Linked DNA regions of Homo sapiens: region 1 is linked to region 2. A link is an interaction called in ENCODE POLR2A ChIA-PET data of the cell type or tissue named here. Cell type or tissue: MCF 10A. All regions are shown on one strand. Each heading gives the region's core, and the rest is flanking DNA. Links, peaks and the distances in the headings are about the cores only.

Region 1 (7,847 bases), core at 1,136-6,135, 57 kb after region 2:
TCAAGAAATTGTTGTGCTCTGATAACTTAGGTCTATCTATCTATCCATCTACAGAAATATGAGGTTTCTAATATTACTAAAATCATAGTTTGCATTTATAATGTGGTAAGGTACACATGTAGCAAGGCTATTATAATTTTAAAATTCTGTATTTTTAAAGTCTGAATTTTAAAATTCCTAAGTCTTGGGAAACAAGTGCAAAGTTATAATGTGCAGGAGAGATACTTAAAATAATCAAGAGAAAAAGAGGAAACATATAAATGTGACTATTATCCTGGAAAATTCAGTGCAATAAACATTTATTGAACTCTTACTATTTACAAGGCACAACAGGTCTCTACAATACAAAGAATATAATGTTTTCTTTTGAAGTCTCTTTACAATTGTTCTATAAAGAAAGAAATGGGGGAAGGTATTCAGCCTCTTGATTGAGTTTTAGAAGTTTGTTCAGGTTCTTTGATCCAGCATGCTGTGGACTCCCTGTGTCATAGTATACAGGAGAATTAATAAAAACCTAACAGGAGCAACTATTGAAGGTTCTTTGTTTTGTTGTTGTTTAGCAGACCTGCTTAAGAAAGAAAAATTGGTAATTTAAAACAAACAAAAATAGTATGAAAGAAAGGGGAGAAAGAACCATCACTCTAATACCAGAAAAACTAACAATTCACAGTTAGCCAGAAATTGTATATTTATTTTAAAAATTGAAATAAATTCCTGCTAATGATTAAAAATATATACTGGAATGTAGCTGTATTTGTGAATGTCCACTTACTAAACTGCTGTCCATGTTTAGAATCTTTCATCAGAGTTACCTCAAACTGTGAAAGAATTGAGAGCCAGTTGATCTATCTCCACAATTACTGGGAGGGTCCAATCACTATTGTTGTTATCAAAGAAAACAGTGAAATGTCAAGATTATTGGAAATTTTTACTTACTGGCATTTGTTCTCAGGGCAGCCTGATGCACTGAGTCTACCTGGACCTAAAATGATGCCACAGCCCAATCAAGGCTAAATACTCAAAAGCTTTTTAAATAAACGAATGAATGAATACAAACACTAACAGTATGTCTAATCTCTCCCCTTCCCTTTCTCCAGGGAATATGTGAGCCAATTAAACAGGAACTTTTGAAAGGATAGAAAGCCCTAGAAAACTCTGTAGAGTTAGAGACTGGGCAAATCATCCTGAATTATCAAATAGAAAAAATGACCAGGTACGATGACAACACTGTGAAGTTTTCTTGTTACCACATTGTCAATTCAAAACAATGATTTTCCAAATAAGGGGAAAAAAACAGAAGTACTTATTTCCAAAACTAAAAATGAATTTATTTTTTAATCCTTCCAATTGCCTTCCTATATTTAGACTGTCTTGGCTCTGTTCTGGAAAATAGTTGAGCCCTGTTTATCTCAGATAAAGGTGGGCCACTGGACTGTGCTTGAGGAAGAGTTGCATGGGTAACAGACACCAGGAAGGAACCTCATCCTTGAAATGACCTAAATCAGAATGGGTGTTCCCTGGGAGCTCTTCTTGCATCTAGAGATATTCTTGACTCTTCAGTAAATGATTCTGTATTACTAAAGTGATACCAAATTTTTAAATTTCGTTTAAAGTTACACATTAATTTATTCTTTTTTTTTTTTTTTTTTTTTTTGTGAGAGACAAAGTCTCGCTCTGTCTCCCAGGCTGGAGTGCAGTGGTTCGATCTCAGCTCACTGCAAGCTCCGCCTCCTGGGTTCATGCCATTCTCCTGCCTCAGCCTCCCGAGTAGCTGGGACTACAGGCACCCACCGCTACGCCCGGCTAATTTTTCGTATTTTTAGTAGAGACAGGGTTTCACTGTGTTAGCCAGGATGGTCTCGATCTCCTGACCTCGTGATCCTCCTGCCTTGGCCTCCCAAAGTGCTGGGATTACGGGCGTGAGCCACTGCGCCTGGCCAATTTATTCATTTTTTTGAAGGCAATATAATGCTGTGGTTAAGCATGCAGGCATGAAAGCCAAACACCCTGTATTTGAACTTAGTTTTTTCAGAATCTTGTCTCAGTTTCTCCCTCTGATGAAATGGGTATAATAACAGTACTTGTCTAGCTCGTAATAGTGCTATGAAGGTTAGAGGAGTCAATAGATGCAAAGCCAGTAGAATAGTAACTGATTTTTTTTTTAATTATACTTTCAGTTCTGGGATGCATGTGCAGAAAGTGCAGGTTTGTTACACGGTGGTTTGCTGCCACCCATCAACCATCATCTAGGTTTTAAGCCCCACATGCATTAGGTGTTTTTCCTAATGCTCTCCCTCCCCTGGTCCCCCACCCCATGACAGGTGCTGGTGTGTGATGTTCCCCTCCCTGTGTCCACGTGTTCTCATTGTTCAACTCCCTCTTATGAATGAGAACATGTAGTGTTCGGTTTTCTGTTCCTGTGTTACTTTGCTGAGAATGGTTTCCAGCTTCATCCATGTCCCTGCAAAGGACATAAACTCATCCTTTTTTATGTCTGCACAGTATTCTATGGTGTATATGTGCCATATCTTCTTTAACCAGTCTATCATTGATGGGCATTTCGGTTGGTTCCAGGTCTTGGCTATTGTGAACAGTGCTGCAATAAACATATGTGTGCATGTGTCTTTATAGTAGAATGATTTATAATCCTTTGGGTATATATTCAGTAATGGGATTGCTGGGTCAAATGGTATTCCTGGTTCTAGATCTTTTAGGAATCCCCACACTGTCTTCCACAATGGTTGAACTAATTTACACTCCCACCAACAGTGTAAAAGCATTCCTATTTCTCCACATTCTCTCCAACATCTGTTGTTTCCTGACTTTTTAATGATTGCCATTCTAACTGGCATGAGATGGTATCTCACTGTGGTTTTGATTTGCATTTCTCTAATGACCAGTGTTGATGAGCTTTTTTTCATATGTTTGTTGGCCGCATAAGTGTCTTCTTTTGAGAAGTGTCTGTTCACATACTTTGCCCACTTTTTGATAGGGTTGTTTGATTTTTTCTTGTAAATTTGTTTAAATTCCTTAAAGATTCTGGATTTCAGATCTTTGTCAGATTGATACATTTCAAAAAATTTTTCCCATTCTGTGGGTTGCCTGTACACCCTAATGATAGTTTATTTTGCTGTGCAGAAGCTCTTTAATTTAATTAGATCCCATTTGTCAATTTTGACATTTGTTGCAATTGCTTTTGGTGTTTTAGTCATGAAGTCTTTGCCCATGCCTATGTCCTGAATCGTATTGTCTAGGTTTTATTCTAGGGTTTTTATGGTTTTAGGTTTTACATTTAAGTCTTTAATCCATCTTGAGTTAATTTTTGTATAAGGCATAAGGAAGGGATCCAGTTTCAGTTTTCTGCATATGGCTAGCCATAACTGACTTATTATAATGCAATCAAGTTAGCCACTGGTATTACTTAAAATAACAATTCACAGCTCCCTTTTATTTGCTTTGATAACTAACATCCACCTGAGAATAAGTATAACAGCAGAGATAGGGCCGGGCGCGGTGGCTCACGTCTGTAATTGCAGCACTTTGGGAGGCCGAGGCAGGCGGATCACAAGGTCAGGAGATCGAGACCATCCTGGCTAACATGGTGAAACCCTGTCTCTACTAAAAATACAAAAAATTAGCCGGGCGTGATGGCGGGCGCCTGTAGTCCCAGCTACTCGGGAGGCTGACGCAGGAGAATGGTGTGAACCCGGGAGGCGGACCTTGCAGTGAGCCAAGATCACACCACTGCACTCTAGCCTGGGTGACAGAGCAAGACTCCGTCTCAAAAAAAAAAAAAAAAAAAAAAAGAGCAGAGATAATTCCCAAATGTTCCTTCCAAACACTCATTTTATCAGTGCGTTATAACTCAGACCAAGATAAGTGTGATGCTTATGTTCCAAGGTTGGTCCATAAAGGTCTTTCCTCACCTATTAGTTTGTTTAACTACAGAACTAATATTCTTAGCCTGCATTTTGAATCCTAGAATCATCAAACTATGCCATACACAAGAGGAAAAAAAAGAAGAAAGGAGCAATAAATTTCACTGTAGAGGAAACTGTAGTTTCTCTGAAAGATTTTATCACAATATAACTTCTAAACACTTCCTATACAAAAAGCAACCATTTGGAAACTAAACTGAATTGGCAGGGCGTGGTGGCTCACTCCTGTAATCCCAGCACTTTGGGAGGCGAAGATGGGGGGATCACAAGATCAGGAGTTCAAGATCAGCCTCGCCAACATGGTGAAACCCCATCTCTACTAAAAATACAAAAATTAGCCGGGCGTGGTGATGTGCACCTATAATCCTGGCTACTCAGGAGGCTGAGGCAGGAGAATTGCTTGAACCCGGGAGGCAGAAGTTGCAGTGAGCCGAGATTGTGCCACTCTACTCCAGCCTGGGCAACACAGTGAGACTTCATCTCAGAAAAAAAAAAGAAAGAAAGAAAAGAAAAATAGAAACTCATCTGAATAAATTAGTTTTATTTAGAAAACTAAGAACATTCTTAGTGTCACCCAAATAAAACTAATAAACAAGCTTTATTAGTTTTATAGGCTGGTGAAGTATCAAATAAAACTAACCTGTTTATTAGCTTTATTTGAGTGAAACTGAGAATGTTCGCTGAATCTATAAAGGTAATACTATTAGAACTCACCCTCCAAAATAATATAGATCATGTCTTATCACTTGTTTCCTTCAGTTATAATGTTTCCAACAGGTTTTCAATCCAACCCAATGAGGTTAGGCAAATATAAACAAAAATATCTTGCAAATGTTGAAACTCTGGGTGAATACTGGCACCTAAAACACATGGACAGAATGTCCCATCTACTACTAAAGCTCACCAATCTGTATGGCAACCTCAAAAATGGATGATCTTCCTTTTGTTAGCATACATCCTCCTTACATCCACTGTCTCATGAAAGAAACCTGAAGGTCCTTGAAATCTTCTTCAACCTAGACCATCAACCTTTCACCAATCCTTGTGAAATCAACCTTCAGAACATATTTTTCATCTGTCCATTTTTCCTCATCTTCCTAACCCAAACAACTATCTGTTAACCACATACAACCATCCTCTACACAGAAGTCAATGATCCTCTTTGAAAAAAATCGTAAATTTTCCCATTGCATTTATGATAAAGTTTAAAATACTAAAAATGACCTACATATTGTAGGTTAAGCTAATATTCTAATTTTCATAGGGCCTGTATCAATATGCAATTATACTTAGTTGCATGATTATTCATTTAATGAATAAATGGTAAAAACCAATAAAGACAGGAACAACTTTGCATATTCATCATTGTATACTTAGTACCTAACAGTTTCTGATCCATAATCAATTCCTAGTAAAGATTTGTTGAATATATTATTTTTAAAAAACACAATCCCTAAAACCTCTATTATACTCAGATTCTATCTACCAGAATCTGTCAGTAAATTATTTGCTCTATAAAGTTACCATTCGTAAAATAATTTTTCCTTTTGTTTTTCTTTCCTAAACTGGGATGCCCAAAGGGCTTATTTGCACACAAGTCTCATAGGAACAAGACACATGTCACACCAAGTCAGAACAACCAACCAATCATTCTGAGGCTTGTCTCTGACAATGACATTAAAGGCTATTTTGTAAAAAACTCATTCATTTTACCTATATCTCTCATGACTGGTCATATCCTTTACAATCCTTTCCATCCAGAAGAGTTCTTCATCTGTATGACTTTAGTTGTCACTACTGGAATATCTGAGTAGAGCAGAGAATCATGGGAATCTGCAGATACACATAATCTGCCTATTTAGAGTAAGCAATTTACCTCCCTGGAGATCATTCCAGAGAATGAGCTCACTCACATTCGAAAATGAATGCAAGAAAGTGGTTCAACTCAACATTTTGATTAAACTTCGATTATATGTAAACCTCAGAAGCTTGTGTATAATAACATGAGTAAATGTACTAAAATTCCTTCTATCTTTGGCCTTTAAAAAGAATATACCATTTTTCGAGAGGCTTTCCCAGAAGTAGATTAAAGCTCTACTCTAGGCTGGTGAAGTATCTAATATCTATCTGAAAGGCAATCAGTGGTTTTATTTTTAATGTGTTGAGTCATGTGAAGATTACAAACATGTATACACATCTGTGTAGTCTTTGCAAATAAAAAAATATTTTATTCTTAATTGACACTGAACCCTGGATTATTTTTTGTAATTACATGTTAACATGGGAAATTTGGGATATTTCCAAAACTATCTTATAAAACCCAAACTAATGAAAAGAAGAAATCTAACTCAGTTCCCCTATTTGATAGTTCAGCTACATACTGAAAACAGACAAATAGTTTTTAATATTTATATTTGGATAATACTTACCACTTTACATAAGTGTAATCAAGTTTGGTTTAACACGGTCCTTTCCTTAAACTTGCTGAATTCCTAGCTAAACACGTCTCTAAGAAAAATAAACATGAAGGAAGGAAGGAAAGATACTGGCTATTTTTAATAAAAACAATGAGTGTTTATTAAATTCTAATGTGCTCCATCACAAATCAGTTGTATAAAGTATTGATGTTACTTACAATAATACTCTTAAATGAGTGTTATTCAGATATTTCAGATGAGGAAGCTGGGTCTCAGGAATTTGATGCACTTTGCTCAAATTACATACCTAATCAATTGTAACACCCAGGTCTGACTGCTCCCAAAGCTCATGTACTATCAACTTCATTACAGTGGCTGTTTATTTAGCTCTACAGCAAATTCTTATTACAAATGTGACCCATAGACATAAAAAAAAGTATAGATGTAAAAACGGCCTAATATTGCAATAGCAAGTTAGTAGCAGAGATAGGACTAAAAACACCATCTTCTGAGTCCAGCCCAATATTCTTCCCACTGAAGTAAATTAGAGAGCATAACAATATCAATTTAATTAATAAAGATTACTTTGAGCCTCAAAATTTCCCCCAAAGTTGATTACATTTTTACAGGCAAAAAGCTGCATGCTAAAAACATGCCCTGTTTTATGGTGAGTTTGTATGTTTCCCACTTTTATGACTATGCATTCTCCTATCCCTCTTCCTCCTCTTCCTTCTCACAGACATTTGATCTCTAAGTGCATTCACAGTCAAAGCCTAACTTTCAGGATAAGTCCACATCTGTGTCAAATCTTCAAGCCAACCCTGTAAGTCTCTGCCTCAAGTCCCCTCAAACACTATTCTTCTATTTTAGTCTTCTTCCTTATTCTGAAGCTTCCTTTCTGCTCTGTTCCTCTCCCTGCTTTCATCTTGTTGTACTTCAGCACCTGTCTGTCTCTGTCCTTGAACCCTAAGTCACAATTGAGATCCCCACATCTATCAGACAATTACAAGCTGGTTTTTCAATTATCACTTGCCTCTGAGTCCCTGTCCCTGTCCTCTTCACCTGTTAGGACACAATCATCCATCTACGAACCTTCCCTTAATTCTCCACCCACTACCAACTGCCTAGATCACAAAGTGCTTTTGCCAGCCTACAAAAAACATAGCCTTTGCCCTCCTAAACGTCCTTTAGTCAAAACAGCTGCTGGTACCATTACTGCTGGTACTGCTTCTTCCCATTGTATCCTGCTTCTCCCTGGAGTAAGAATCTAGTTTCTAATTATTACCAGTGCCTGCCTTTTTCCCTGATCCTTTTATATGGAACCACTCATGCCTGGCTGAGAGTAACAGGAACAAATAGGCCTATTACTTGAGGAACATAATAAATATTTTCCTCCCAGAGGAGAGAATGGCAATCTTTCTTAAACCGGTGCTGATTCTTGCATTTCGGAAGGCTTTGCCGAATCCATCACTGAGATCCCTAAAGATAGAAG
Region 2 (7,847 bases), core at 1,911-6,910:
GCAGTTGATGACCCAATGACAAAATATGCTTATTAAATCTCAATATCTAAATAGTTTCTTTGCTTTTAAATCTGATGTCTCAAAAGTAAATTACTATTTCTTGTTGAAAAATATTTTTCCTATCTAATGGCACAAATCATCTGTGAACAAACTCTCTCTCTCTCTCTCTCTCTATTCTTGCTCTTATTATAGCTCTCATTCGCTTAATCTAAGCCACCTCTTTTTCACATTTCACTGGTCCTTTCAACGTCTGTTAGGATTCTTTCAGAGTCTGTAATACTCATTTCTTTCTACCTAACTTCTAGTTACATAAAAACTGTTACCAAGAAATGCTTTACCCATTTTTCCAGACAATATACAATTTCAGATAATAAAAAAATTATGTTAGATTGTTTCTTAAATTTTCCTTATAGTCTTCATAACTATCACATTAAAGTATCACAGAATAAGTCCAATGTCCAGGTTGAAGCCTTTCACTTAATGCCAGGAATTACGATTACAATGCTATAAAAAAGACAGTGCAATAGTTATGAATATACTATTGGAAGTGAACTGCCAGGGTTCAAGCCCTGGTTCCACCATTGATTAGTTTTGCGACTTTAGGCAAGTTACTTCTTTGCCTCAGTTTCTTTATCTGTGAAAGGTAACTAATGTAGTACCTATCATTTATTGTGAAAATTAAATAAGGAATAACATTAAAAATGCTTAGAGAATACCTGGTATGTTAGAAACTTTCAATAAATCATATCCTGAATAGGAATGCTCAAAATGCTCAAGTCAGGAAAAAAGATAATTAAATTCCAAGGTAATTCTGATCTTCAAAGCTATTCAAAATTCTTGTGGCTCAGAAATAGATTGGAGACAATAGGAGAGTCACAGAAACTCATCATTTGAAGGAAGACAATACAATATCTATAATTTCAGCAAATTTAGGATTGAACGTCTATGGATGTGGATGAAACCTAAATTTATACCCCTTGTTTATTAGTGGTTAAATTAAAACCATTTCCCAAACTTTTAAACCATTTCTCATGTGCCCAAAAATACTCTTGTCTCTAATTCTAATGTAATATCACATACATTTCTGTTACATTAGGATTAGAGACAAGTTCTATTTAGAAATAACTCCAAAAACAGTTTTTATATTTTCACACTGAAAATCAGTCAGATTTGCTTCAGCCTCAAGTATCGTGTTTTGCAAAATTAAAGGAGCTCTGGCAGTGAGCTGCACTTTTTGTTTCTAAATGGGAAATGGGTTAAAAATTACTAGGGAAAAGCCACCACTTTTGCCTATTCACAATTAAAATATAAAATAGGGTATATAATACAGGGCATAAAGTCCTTTACTCAGATTGGCATTATTTCCTTTTCTATTATTCTGAGCAGCAAAACTCATTATCTCAGTGAATCAAGTTTAATAAAGCAATGGAGCATAAATCCCTATGGAAAAATAGAAAGTTTTCTGATAAGATTTCTCCAGAATGCACATAGAACTAAATAATACATTAACCAAATGAATACCTGGCAGAAACGTAAAGATCAGTAGCATAGCATGGATTATTATGAAGTTATCTCTAAGAGCAAACTTCAAATCAGTGTTATAACTCTTTTTCATAATAATGTTTGTGATACAACTTAAAGACTGAAATATTTGAGTCTTATATACTTATTTGGTAGCAGCTAAAGTGTAGAATAATAATCTCCACTTCCCTCCCCATCTTTTCTTATCACTTCTTGAAAGAAAAAAAAAATACTATTTGCATCAAATTCCAGGACACTTATTGCACAGTGTGTGTGAGTAAGCATATGGGCAAGTGTCATACACATGCTGGCATGTGGCTCTGCAACTGAGCAACTTTCTGCCAATGCAGCAGAAGGGAAGAGAAGAGGGTGCCCCCTCAGCACAGGCCAGCCTTCTTGAACTTGTTCCTGTATTCACAGGAGTGTTCAGGTATCCAGGCACTTTCATCCCTTTGGGGGTTGGTTTCTGGCTTGTACACAATGCAGAGAGAAAAGCATTATTTAGCTTTAACCTCATGTTTCAGCTCCATTTATCAGTGAGCTATGGATTTGAGTTTAGGACACACATCGACTGAAAAATTAAAAGTAACCTTTGCTTTCCCATTTATCATTCTCCTTTGATACCCACATATTCAGCCCTTTCAGGGAGCACCTAGAGAGGCAGCAGTCTAGGGCAAAATGGGATTTGAGCATTTCTGGGTCCTTGGCTTAAGATCATTTTACAAACATCTCATCATCATCCTACGAAGATGACAGTAGAAACAAAATATGCTTAAAAAAGAAAAAAATGAGTTTCCTCTCTTTTAGTCTTTAATATCTACTTTGATATGCAGAGGACTACAGTGATTGCAGAGCTCTGAACAACTATTTGGTCTGGCAATGACCAGACACAATTCTCGAGTTTTGTTGTATGGTGTGTATATATATATATATATGTGTGTGTATATAGGCAGAGTTGGCTGGTGAATGCAAAGCTTACTTGTGTTCCCTTGAAAAGTATGGGATATCAATGTCATAAAAATGTTCAGAGAAATTTTGAAATGCAGAAATTTGATACTCACTACAGCTATAAAACTAGACATCTATAATCATCAGATTCAAGTTGAAAATCTTTACTAAGTTACTGGAAATAAGAAAAACCTCTATTTTCATCTCGAGGTTGGAGAAAATATGCTCATTTTAAAATTTCATGTAAATGCATCAGTAACATTTGGAAAAACAAAACAAATATGCCATCTAAAAATTACAATTTAAAAATGTGGTCATTTCAATGTATGTGCCTCTTAAAGTACACCCAGTTCAAGAGTAAGAAGATAAGAACTGTCTTACCTTCCATCTCGGTCCCAGTCATACACCTCTACTTTGATTGTTCTGTACATGAGAAAAACATACACATAAAGTTACTTAGTAAGATCAAAATAATGTATGGTTGAGAATTTAAAAATAAGTTGTTTTTCTTAGATAAAACAATGTATGCTTGCAGATTTTACATATGAATTTGAAGTTAATTTTGCTAATTTCATTACTATAATCCAATTCGCATCTTAAAAGAGGCTTCTAAAATCTTCATTGATTCCTTAAAGAGAGTAAGGAGAGTCTACAGGGGAAGCATGTGCAGTTTGACAGAGCTCCTCAAAGGGATGGTATGCACCCACTTCTCCGCTCTTGAAAATTACTGTCTTGGAGCAGTGTTTCTCAAACTCAGCAAAGATCAGAATCATATGGAGCACTTGTCAAAACATGGATTATTGGACCTCTCTCCTGGAGTTTCTGATTAAGCAGGTCTGGATTGGGGCCACATAATTTGAATTTCTATGAGATCACCAGGTGATGCTGACTGATGCTGCTAATCAGGAAGAACATTATGACTTTCTTAGGAACTTTTCTAAGAACTTTCTTAGGAAAAAATGAGTCCAGCAAAATAAAGATATGATCTTATTAAATGAAAAGAATGATAGTCAAGTGGCATGATAAATTTCAAAGAAAACTTAATAATAGTTCTATGATATGGGTTAATTAAACTATTTTTCTATCATATGTAACAAAATGAAGATTGAGATTTTTACTTTTCATTTGCTTTTCTTTTGGGATGGATGGGGTTTTTATATTATAATCATACAATAAAGTTTCATAAGAAAAAAACTTTGATATTAAGAAATCTTCAGGTATATTGTGGGAAAATCCTCAGGACCACCTTACCCAGCTAATTGTGAAACATTAAAATCTCCTGTGCTATAACTATGGAACTTTTGTGAATCAGCAACCATGAGTTATGCCAAATAACATTTTCAAGAGTATTTCAGGGTTGACAATATGTCTAAGCATAGTGTTGCAACTTTCGTGTTTCTACTTGTTCCACTCTAGAAGGACTGTACCATAGAAAAGGCTTAGGGCAATGAAGATTCTGAAATAACTTTTGAATAATAAATTAAAATTTAAAGCAAATATGCAACGTATTTTAGCATTTAAATATTTTCATTTTTGGAAAATAAGTTTAACCAAATTTTAATTAGCCAACTTATCCCACTTCCTCAAATCACTGTAGATTTTTTTAAAAGTTATTTGAAGATTTTTGAATAAACTATCCTTCTTACCTGTCATAGTCTCCATTACATAATGCTCTGACTGAGATCTTGAATGCTTGCCATACTGGATTTAGAGTGTTTTTGACAACTTCTGTCTTGTGACAAATTGTAAAACTATAAAGAAAGAGTTTTCAGTTATTTGCATGCTTTGACTATTTTAATTGATCTATTGTTTTAGTAGCCATTCCTCTGCTTACTTTTTGTTCAGAATAGTCAGTTCCGCTGTTGCTGCTACATCACTTCATGGAAAGAGATACGTGATTTTAAAACCTGAAAGATCACCTCACCATAACCTACTTTGCAATAAATTTACCAAAAACAATCTGAAAATTCAATAAATCCTAAAGTTGTTTTGTAAACAATCTCTGTAAAAATTGTGGTGACATGCTGATGGAGTGAAAAATATCCATAGGTCCCTAAGAATATGAGGATCACCAGCAACTTTGAGAAGAACAGCTTTGTTGGAGTGTTGAGAAGAAAAACCTGGTTTTACAGTGGGTTTAAGAAAGAGAAGAGAAACTGAGGCACAGTGTGTGAACTTTTAGTCTAGCTGTGAAGAAAAAGAAAAAAGTTAGGCTAATTTAAGGGAAAAGAAAGGATTAATCACAGGAAAGGTTTTTGGTGTTCTTGTTTTTACTTTTAATTTTTGTTTTCAAGATGGAAGAAATAACAGCAAGGTTGTCTGGTAAAGGAAAAGATCTGGCAGAAAGGAAGCCACTTCTGATGCATGAGAGAAAGGTGGGAGCAATGTTTTTGTTTTGTTTGTTTATTTGTTTTTGAGACGGAGTCTCTGTCGCCCAGGCTGGAGTGCAGCGGCGTGATCTTGGCTCACTGCAACCTCTGCCGCCCGGGTTCATGCAATCCTCCTGCCTCAGCTTTCCGAGTAGCTGGGATTACAGGCGCCTGCCACTGCACCCAACTAATTTTTGTATTTTTAGTAGAGACGATGTTGCACCATCTTGGCCCAGCTCGTCTTGAACTCCTGACCTCATGATCCACCTGCCCCGCCCTCTCAAAGTGCTGGGATTACAGGCGTGAGCCACTGTGCCCAGCCGGGAGCAATGTCTTTTAAGCAGGTGAGAGTAGATGGGATCCTGAGCATCAGTGGAGGAGCTGCCCTTGAGAGGCCAGACAGTCATTCTGCAAGAACATTCAGGAAGGCAGAGTAAATGGGTTGATGTGGTGGGATCATGAGGAAGCTCTCCAATTGCCACCATTTTCTTATGAAAGAGGATGCATGACAATGAGCAAAGAAGGAGGATGAGACATAAGTGATAAAGTGTCTGGGATAAAGAAAATGTTCATAGATTAGGAAAAAAGGAGTAGAATTCCTCGGGAGCCCCAAGGGCCCATTTAAGTTTAACATCACGTCATGAATCTATAGAAAGACCATTTAGTGTGTGGGTTCTTTCTTTATCTAAACTATTGGTTCTATATATCTAAAGAATTCCTAAGGGAAGAAAGACAGCAATTCACAATATGGGGCAGAATTCATGAAGCCTTAAGCTCGGTTTTCTGATTCAAATTCCAGTGTCATTTCCACAAAACTATTCAATCTTAAGACATCAATCAGCTCCTGGAAATGTTCTTCCTTCATGTGAATTTATGCAGCAGTTTCTGAGCTAGAAGCATTCAAAGTGATCTTCACTGAAACAATACATAAAACTTCATCAAGACCTTAGTCATAAAGTGTTTCAAATGCAATTATCTAACAGTAATGACACATGAAAATATTAATAAATACCATAGTGAATATACTGCCCCTAACCCCCATGATGAAATATCCCCCCTTTGATAAGTCCTCAAGTTCATTTTCCTACTCTCAAATAAGAGGGATTTGTTTCTATTAAGAGATAAGATAGAAACATAATACTTTATGAAAGGATCAAGTTTTTATTACAAGACTTAACGGCATCCGTGCCTTCTCCTTCCAGGCAGTATCCTCACTCATCTAAGGAAACTCGTGTCATTAAATTGACAGAGCCCAGGAAAATGTATCTATGGTCAAATGTTCTCAGAGCTGACTCACCTGAAGCAATTTAGGAGTCAATGGGGGAAAAGGCATTACAAGTAAGACAGAGGGGCAGACAGAGAAGACTCTTGAAGGGTAATGAAGATGTCTAAAGCAGAAGAAGAAAATCAAAGTGGATAGGGCAAGTTAGGGGAGGGCTGTAGGGGCTCAGAACACAGAGAAAAGGCAAAGGTACCAAAAAATTTTTAAGAAAAAGTCATAGGCCGGGCGCAGTAGCTCACGCCTGTAATCCCAGCACTTTGGGAGGCCGAGGCGGGCGGATCACGAGGTCAGGAGATCGAGACCATCCCGGCTAAAACGGTGAAACCCCGTCTCTACTAAAAATACAAAAAATTAGCCGGGCGTAGTGGCGGGCGCCTGTAGTCCCAGCTACTTGGGAGGCTGAGGCAGGAGAATGGCGTGAACCCGGGAGGCGGAGCTTGCAGTGAGCCGAGATCCCGCCACTGCACTCCAGCCTGGGCGACAGAGCGAGACTCCGTCTCAAAAAAAAAAAAAAAAAAAAAAAGAAAAAGTCATAGAAAACAAATTACAGAGGGAAGGCAGAGCTGTATGTTGGTTTGTTTCAGAAACAATATATTCATTAAGATACATTCATAAAAATAAAATACATTCTTAAAGATCTGCAAAGGGAATTTCTTCTCTTGTATCATATTCTAATATATAGCAAGTCTTTGGTATGGTGATAGATACAGATAGCTAAATAGATGATATCTAGATAGATGACAGGAAGAGAGAGAGAGAGAGAGAAAAAGAGAGACAGAGAGAGAGACTAGACTGAGAGACCAACTGACCATCTTCAGACCAACATGTTCAACTGTCTACTGACTTTTTGGCCTCTTTGCTTATGGTTAAATCAAAATTTCTCTTATATTCCTAGTGTCACCAGCTGCAGTAATTAAATACTTTTGACACTTGAAACATTTCCTCTGAGGGAAGGCATGTCCTTCTTACTGAGATATTTATGAGGCAGGCAGTCATTTATTGCCTATTAATCATTCTCATTTCTAATGTATTAGATATCATATATATAGGAAAACCTCACTGGTAAGAATTCCAGTGCTGGTGTAACTCATAAAAATTCTGCCAGGAGTCCAATGTAGCTTTGCCTAACATTCAGAAATATTTCTATATAAATATAATGTGTGTGTTACAAATAGTATTATAAAAATATATTTTTATTGAATAACTGGTATTAAGATACTTTAAGTGAGGCCATTTACCAAAAATAGCTATTCCAAAGGAAAATTATTACCCAATCATATATAAATATCACGCTACTAAATAAATGTCAAAGCAAGAACATGAGTATAAGATCATAAGTATGAAGGCTTTTAATTAATACTTCCAGTAGAAATTAAGTTTTTGTCTTTCTTACGAAATAAGCCACAAATACACTAGGTATTAGGCAATTTTTGAAATAGTCCCATATTAAAAAAATATTTAAAATAAAGCTAGAATCTTTGCAGTTAAAAATGGAGACAAAAAGTGAGGCGTAAAAGCATCTGTATACACTCAAAATACAACAAAGCCTATGTGTGCGTACACATACATAAAATATCTGGATCGAGCTGGCAAACTAGGTTTCTGTGTGTAAATATAAATGAAAAGTTTTCTGAAATGAGATTCACCAACTTTTAAAAATAGTTTTTTCAAATTAGTTGACATTTTTGGATTAGTTGTATTTTTCTTAATATTTAGATTTTATTTAA

Evidence for each region. ChIA-PET counts read pairs that join two places held together with the same protein. Peaks named below come from ENCODE experiments on the same cell type or tissue, not always from the same donor. Only the 100,000 strongest peaks of a DNase experiment are listed, where the experiment ranks them.
Region 1: POLR2A ChIA-PET joins it to region 2 with 5 read pairs; 3 of 35 experiments call an interaction of 5 or more read pairs at or near these places.

Annotation. Positions count from the first base shown.
Region 1 is chr12:38,815,984-38,823,830 of GRCh38, forward strand. The region is part of intron 6 of CPNE8 (copine 8); the gene reads right to left. Among named protein-coding and RNA genes, the nearest start is that of CPNE8, 86 kb to the right of the region's middle. In MCF 10A, for the core only: no CTCF peak of the experiment used is centred there; no DNase peak of the experiment used is centred there.
Region 2 is chr12:38,757,997-38,765,843 of GRCh38, forward strand. CPNE8 (copine 8) reads right to left here. Exons shown (of 20, transcript NM_153634.3): 9 at 4,116-4,220; 10 at 2,851-2,892. Among named protein-coding and RNA genes, the nearest start is that of CPNE8, 140 kb to the right of the region's middle. In MCF 10A, for the core only: no CTCF peak of the experiment used is centred there; a DNase peak (open chromatin) is centred at 3,845.